Linked DNA regions of Homo sapiens: region 2 is linked to region 1. A link is a contact called in ENCODE POLR2A ChIA-PET data. All regions are on one chromosome and are shown on one strand. Each heading gives the region's core, a stretch centred on a gene start or an enhancer-like site at or near the end of the contact. The rest is flanking DNA. Distances are from core to core; before and after follow the strand shown.

Region 1 (3,737 bases), core at 799-3,298:
TTTAGCTTCTCAGTCTGTGCCCAAGTTATTTGGTTGTTAGAAACCAAGCGCCTTGGACCTCGTTATATTACTTTTTAAAGGGATGCCTTTCCCAAATATGGTAGTACTCTGGCCCTTTTCCAGAGAAAATATGGAAATCATCTGTTTTGACCAATATTTTCACATGTTTAATAAAACTGTAATTGAAAAACCTTTCAGGTACCAGGCATGCACAAGAACCCCGCAGCATATTTTGAAAAACTGAAGCAAAAGCCTCCACGGAGAAATTTATCAGTGAAAATTCTGCTCTCACAGAACATTGATATTCGGACCAAATCCCATGCTTAGTTGAGGCAAATGGTTCATTTCAGGGGCTGATTTTTCAGATTCTCTAATAGTCACTATCTTTTAAAAATCTGTTCTTACCAGATTTTGTGTTAGTTTCTGCATTTTCCATTAAGCTGCCTCAGTACTTTGAGATAAAGAATTGTTTAAATCCTAAATGAATAACTTAATTAAAAAGCACATCTTCATTTAGACCATCCTTATTTCCAAAGCTCTTTTGATGAAAATCATTTCGTGCATTTTTAAAAATTCCCTAGAAGAACTTAAAGATCTTGAGGAAAGGACCATGTCTTATCCTGTCCCCCTTCCCTCAAGGGTTTAAATATGAGGGCTGTCAGAAAGCAGCACATTTTCGTTTAGGTTGACTAATTTTGCTGGTAAGTAACAAATTACTTTAGTTGAATTGGAATGTTGTAAAACTCCGTCAGTCGTGTATCATTATCTTGCCTCTATCAGTCTGTGCCATTTACCAATGTTTTGACCATCACCAAGAGAGTTATTTAATCATCTTTTATTTTCAATAATAAATTATTTCCTTGTTGCTACAGCACTCCAAGTCCTGTCAACTGAGGGAGAATTGTTTTCTCAGTTGCTGTCACTTTAGGTAAAGTACCAACTTTAAAGCACTTCTCAGCAGAGGCATAAAGTTATTATTTTGAGAGTTCATGAAATAGTGCTCCATTCTACTCTTTCACTTGATCTAATATACCATTTGCATTTATATGGCTTAACTTTTTTAACTGGCTTCCTGTTCTTCTCAGCCCCAAACCCTACATTCTGGTTTTTGACTCATCTCATAGTCCCTGCAGTCAGTCTTTGCCAGATAAAGGCACTGTTAAAGTGAGCTTTATCAATGAAAAACTTAAGAATTTCATGTATTGATGACAGTATTTACTATAAACTGCTTGCTTCTCCCCAGCTTTCAGAAATTTGTTTTATTCACTGGGTCCTATTAGAGCTGAAAGAGCATGATTGAGAAAGTTACAATTGTTTCAGCTTTTTGAATATGGCACAAGTGCTAGAATTCTGAAATACTGCCTTTGGCAACAATGTGTAGATATTTCCACCTGCAAGAGTCATTTTAAATGTTTAGATTTTGTCTCCTGTTATGTGGCCTGTATCTCAGAGAGGTCCCCTGCCACTAAAAACAAAAACAAACAAAAAACAGAAAAATAAATGAAAATTCAGCAAGCGTTGGGGGGACTCAAATTGTACTTCATTCTTCAATGATACAAGAAAGCAAGAAAACCAAGTATGCATTTTTAGGATTTATTTGGGGTCATTGGGGCTGGTAAGTGTTAAATAGGAAAGGATGCAATTGAAATTCCAGCTCAGTTATTTTATGTTTGTCACTGGAGAAAGCCAATTATTTTTCCGTTCAGCTACAGCTTGTTTCATTCCGTAGAAGACTAAAAAAACTTCCTTGTAAATTGCATTTAAAAAAATTTGAGTTTAAAGGTACAGCCAAGATTTCAATTTAAAGTACCTCATTGGATGAATTCATTTGAGACACAAGTAATCATTCCTTAATCCCTTAATTTGTTTGGTAAATACAAATTTATGTTTATGCAGTTTTCTTAAAGCAATCATAGCAAACTACTAAATTCATGAGCCAAAATGCTAGTGAAACTCAAACCTACAAAGCTAAATTCCCTCAGTTGAACAAGTCCAAATGAGGAAATCACACACATAAATGCATAAACACACACACTCACACACACACTTCCCGTATCAGCTCTGTCTCCATTTCTGACCTCATGTTTGCATTTAAAGGCAAGTAACTGATTCACATGAGGTTGCCGTTGTTAATGTTGCCTCTCAAACTAGAATATAAGCCATAGGAGGGTAGGGACCAACCTGGTGTTTGTTTTAGATGTCTTGTTGTGTGGAGAGTATCCCAGACATTTGATATCCTTAATTGTTGGCCAGATGGTAGGTAGTTTCAGTGTGAAAATATATATGTATGTGTGTGTGTGTGTGTGTGTGTGTGTGTGTGTGTGTGTGTGTGTATAGTACTGGGATTACAGGCGTGAGCCACCGCACCCGGCCCGTACTAGGTATTTTACTAGAATTATTTCCTGCTCTAAGAGATTTTAGAGTATTGATTATGTCATTCTTGACAGGTTTTAAAAACTATATTAGTATTACAAAAACATGTGCATGAAAAGGAAAATTGATGCTTTTGAGCTTATCTCTTTATTTTCTGCCCACATGGTGGTCTCCCTATTAGGTATTGTTTCTCCACTTCTGATCCTGGTGCCCAGAGGCTATGTGGGGCTGTCACTTGAATGAAAGCTGCATGCATCTGCCATGACAGAATCTGCCTTGCATTTGCTCATTTATAATGAAAACATTTTTTAAGTACAGAAAAATAATAGAAAATTCAAAAGTAACAGAAGGGTATGAAATAAAAAGTTGCTTCTCAACCTCAGTTTTCTACCTATTTATTTTCCTTTTACAGGGCCAAATAATGTTTGATTCTCATGTCCTTGCATCTACTCCCAGAGACCGTCTAAATATATAAGCATGCATGTGTGTGCACGTGTGTGTGTGTGTGTGTGTGTGTGTATTCCCTTTAAAAAGCAGTAACAGGCCAGGCGTGGTGGCTCAAGCCTGTAATCCCAGCACTTTGGGAGGCCAAGGTGGGCAGATCACGAGGTCAGGAGATCGAGACCATCCTGGCTAACACGGTGAAACCCCGTCTCTACTAAAAATACAAAAAATTAGCCAAGCGTGGTGTTGGGCACCTGTAGTCCCAGCTGCTCGGGAGGCTGAGGCAGGAGAATGGCGTGAACCTGGGAGGCAGAGCTTATAGTGAGCCGAGATCGCGCCACTGCACTCCAGCCTGGGTGACAGAGCAAGACTCTGTCTGAAAAAAAAAAAAAAAAGCAATAAAAGCAATAACAACAAAACAGAAATGGTGGTGTGTCAACCAGGGTTCCAGTTGCAAGCAGATGGCACCCTCAAATTAGGGAGATTTAAGGAGAGTTTAGTAAAACAAGTACTTACAAAGGTATGGATAGAGTCAAGGGAAACCACCACAAAATGGGAGAAACCATAGTGCAGATACTTAGGACTAGTAATTGCTATGTTGACTTGCTAGGCCCAAAGTGGCAAGGAGAGGGAAGAAGTAAATCTTGGAAATGACCTCCTGAAGAGAACCTGTGACCTCCAAGTGAGGGACTTGGCCAGCTGGAAAAGATTCCACAGAGGGAGCCAGAACACAGATACCTTAAATGTGCTCCTCATTGCTTCCCTTAGATACCGCTGGGTCACCCCATTGGCCAAACTTACTGGAAGCTTGAGGGCAAGAGAGCCGGTTGATGTAGTCCATAAAGATGAGCCTCCTGGGGCAGACAGTCTGGTGACCAAGGGTGGAGAACTGATCTCTAAGGGCAATAGAAGACACCCAG
Region 2 (3,737 bases), core at 357-2,856, 640 kb after region 1:
GAAGATCTCATTGAAATGCAGATTCCAATCCATACACCTAGGGAGGGGGTTGTGTTCTATATTTCAAAGACCTTGCAGGTGATGCTGAGGCTGCTGGCTGACAGATCACACTTGAGGAGAAATAAAAGCTAGAGCATCTGGAATAGAGGTCCCAAACTAGGGATCACATCCAACTCTTGACTTCAGGGGGTCTGCGTGCTTAGACGACAAAAACGAACACCTCTATTCTTTACCACCTCTAACTGAATTGCTTATTTCTTTCAATTATGAAGTAGGAACGGACCACAGTAGTATGTGCAGTAACTGTGACTTTATCACCAATCAAAATCTCATACCTTTTCCTATCACTTTACAGTTGTTGCAGATATCACCAAATATTACTTTATGACATGTTTATAATAATCTCTAAACACCATGACTCCTGGGGAATTACAGTAGTGATTAGACCCACTGCCAGCTCTTGTTATTTAATCTGTTAATAAAGAGATTTGTACCTTACTATTTTACAAATTAATGTGTTAATAAAGAGGTGTGTACTATTACTATTTCACAAATTTGATATCTTAAATATTTTGATAGCTGTATTTTACTATAATTGAGTTTTTTTGTAATCCTATGTGTTTTAGTTTTTATGCATTTAAAAGTATTATTCTTGGAAAGAGTTCTTAGGTATCACAAGAATTCCAGGAGGGCATGGCACAGAAAAGGTTAAAAACACTTGATGTAGAAGAAAGGGCTACCAGAAGTAGCCACTCTCCCATGGTAGTGACGGTACGCTCGGTGACTGCATGCTGGAGCCAGACTGCCTGGGTCTGAATTCTCCTTCCTACTTAGGTGTGAGACCGTGGACAAATGCTTACTCTCCCTAGACCTTAACATCGTGTAATACAAAGGAGTGGTTAAAGGATTTAATCAGTTACTGTTTTTAAGATGCACAGAGTAGTGCCTGGGTCAGAGTGAATACATTATAGTAGAAAATGTGAGTACTACATTCAGAAACTCAAACCACCATCTATTCAATGCCCATCTGGGAAACTGAGATAAATATTGCAAAATCCCTGTTCTCATCAAGTCCGTGGATTCAATGGGAGATATAGCAAGCAAGTAAACTGAAATGATGAACTAAGTCTCAGAAGGTAGGTAGGCACTGTGGGAATCCAGAGGAAGAAACTCCTGGCTGAGTAGGAAAAGGGAAAAAAGCTTTGCAAAATGCTCATCAAACACCTCCCCAAATCATTTCAACGTAGGCAAATGCAACCCATTTCCTCCTTGTGGCTTCTGCTGATTTCTTACTTCAATTCCCCCAAAAGCTCAGCATGCCTATGAAAATTCAATGCCCAGACTCCTTGCTAGCATTTTTCTATTTTATTAGAGTTATTCACATCTATTCTCCACTCCACTGGATGCTGGCTTTCCACAATACCATAACTGCCTGACAGGTTTGTGTCAATGCCAACACCTTGCCAGGACTAAAGGAATACCTTTCTTCCTGCAACCCAGGAAATGGCAGGCTGACACCACAGTGCTGCCCCAGTCTTCTTGGGCACAGAGACCCTCCAGCCTCCAGGGCAAGGTCAGCAAACAACTACCACAGGAAAGCAGCCCTGAGCCAGACATGAACATCATCACTATTTCCTCTTGGCTCCAGTGCCAGCTATTTGGAGATTCCTGGATATTTCTGTTGGGCGATTAGTGTTAGTAACAAAGATAGCTCCCATTTACTGGGCTTCACTGCATGCCAGGCACTGCATGCTGTACTTCCTATTTGTATTAATCTGCTAGGGTTGCCATAAAAAAACACCACAGTCTGGGCATCTTAGACAACAGGAATTTATATTCTCACGGTTCTGGAACCTAGAAGTCCAAGATCAAGTTGTCCACAGGTTTGGTTTTTTCTGAGGCCCCTCTCCTTGCCTGTAGATAACCATCTTCTCCCTGTGTCTTCACATGGTCTTCCTTCTATGCCTGTCTATGCCCTAATCTCCTATTATAAGGAAGCCAGTCATATTGGATTGGAACCTACTGCCAACAACCTTATTTCTGTTTAGTTACCTCTTTAAAGACCTTATCTCCAAATATGGTTACATTCTGAGGTACTGGAGTTTAGGGCTTCAACACATGAGTTTGATGTGAGACACAGTTCAGCCCATAACATTATCCAAGCCACAGGGAGCTATTGAAGATGAAGATCCCATGGCTCTGATAGATTAAGTAACTTGCCTAAGCTCACATGGTCAGGGGAGCTGAGAGTTGGAGCCAGAACACTCTGAGTCCACAACCAGTGCTCTGCCCACTCCACTAGCTTTTTCCTGGCCTGGTCCTTGGACTTTCTTAGGGGATCCCCAGGTCCTTCCCCCAGAACATCTGAATCAGAGTCCCAGAGGAAGGGGCTTGGGATTCTGCATATTTACAAACTCCTTGAATGCATCACAAGAACCTCTTCCCTACACCACACAGACTCCTACTACAGCTCCCATCCCAAGTCCTAGTCCTTTTAATGCCTCACCTCAGGGGATGTGGGAGCCCTGTGTGCAGAGTCTCCCTCCCCAGGGGTACCTGCTTTTCCCTGGAGAAGCTGATCTGCAGCAGGACCTGATGCTTACCTTGGGTTCCCAGGCAGGTTGTAGAGTGACTCACCCCCATCAGGCCCTTCCCAGGCCCTCCCCGTCCTTCCTTCCAGATGTAACTTCCCCACAGCTTAGTCCCAGCCTCTGAAGCCTACTCCACCGGTGGACCCTGAGTGGCTTCACCAGTGACCTGAAAGCTCGAGAATGGTATAGGCCAGAGAACATCTCCTCTGGTAGAAGCAGAGTTGGAGGCTGAGCTCAGCCAGCCTGCTTCCCCCGAACACTTCCCTCGGACACCAGTCCCAGAAGCCCTGAGAACACCAAGGTTTCCCTCAAAACTCAGTTTGAAAACCACTGTAGGAAACTGTGTATAAGCTGGATTTACCCTAGAGTCTACTTTGTTCACAGCTTTATGGAGGTAAGAATGAAGTATAACAAGCTGCTCATAAAGCGGACTATTTGATACATTTTAACCCACACATACGCCTATGAAACTATTACCACAATCAGGAGAATGAACATCCTCCACACCCAGAAGTTTCCTCATGCCCCTTGGTAATCTCTGTCCTTCTCTGCCCCAACCCCCAACCTTTCTACCCCTCACCCCTCCACCCGCAACCCCTCTAACTCCCTAATTCCAGGAAACCATTTTTTGGCTATGTATTTATTTATTTATTTATTTTATGTTTTTTTTTTTTTTGAGACGGAGTCTTGCTCTGTCACCCAGGCTGGAGTACAGTGGTGCTTTCTTGGCTCACTGCAACCTCCACCTCCCAGGTTCAGGTGATTCTCCTGCTTCAGCCTCTGGAGTAGCTGGGATTATAGGCACCCATCACAACACCCCACTAATTTTCATATTTTTAATAGAGACAGGGTTTCACCATGTTGGCTAGGCTGGTCTCGAACTCCTGACCTCATGATCCGCCCACCTCACCTCGTGATCTGCCCACCTCGGCCTCCTGAGGTGCTGGGATTACAGGCGTGAGCCACTGCACATGGCCTCACTTTTTTGGCTATTTAAATATAAACTAATGACAATTTAAAAAAATTAAAAATCAATTATTCAGTGGCACTAACCACATTTAAAATGTCTCGTATATACCTCAGGTGTCTACCTATACATCAGGTTACCACATTAGACAGTGCAGATGTAGAACATTACTAGCATTG

The links. ChIA-PET counts read pairs that join two places held with the same protein, here RNA polymerase II (POLR2A).
Region 2: POLR2A ChIA-PET joins it to region 1 with 19 read pairs in PC-3. The contact joins two enhancer-like sites. POLR2A ChIA-PET finds 5 or more read pairs at or near these places in 2 of 52 experiments (PC-3 and activated T-cell).

What each region holds. Positions count from the first base shown.
Region 1 is chr3:30,633,868-30,637,604 of GRCh38, forward strand. All of the region lies in intron 1 of TGFBR2 (transforming growth factor beta receptor 2), which reads left to right. Among named protein-coding and RNA genes, the nearest start is that of TGFBR2, 29 kb to the left of the region's middle. Within about 2 kb of position 2,049, at least 7 of the 41 ENCODE cell types and tissues checked have a DNase peak (open chromatin) inside an H3K27ac peak, as active enhancers do.
Region 2 is chr3:31,276,070-31,279,806 of GRCh38, forward strand. No RefSeq gene overlaps it. Among named protein-coding and RNA genes, the nearest start is that of MIR466, 120 kb to the left of the region's middle. Within about 2 kb of position 1,607, at least 2 of the 41 ENCODE cell types and tissues checked have a DNase peak (open chromatin) inside an H3K27ac peak, as active enhancers do.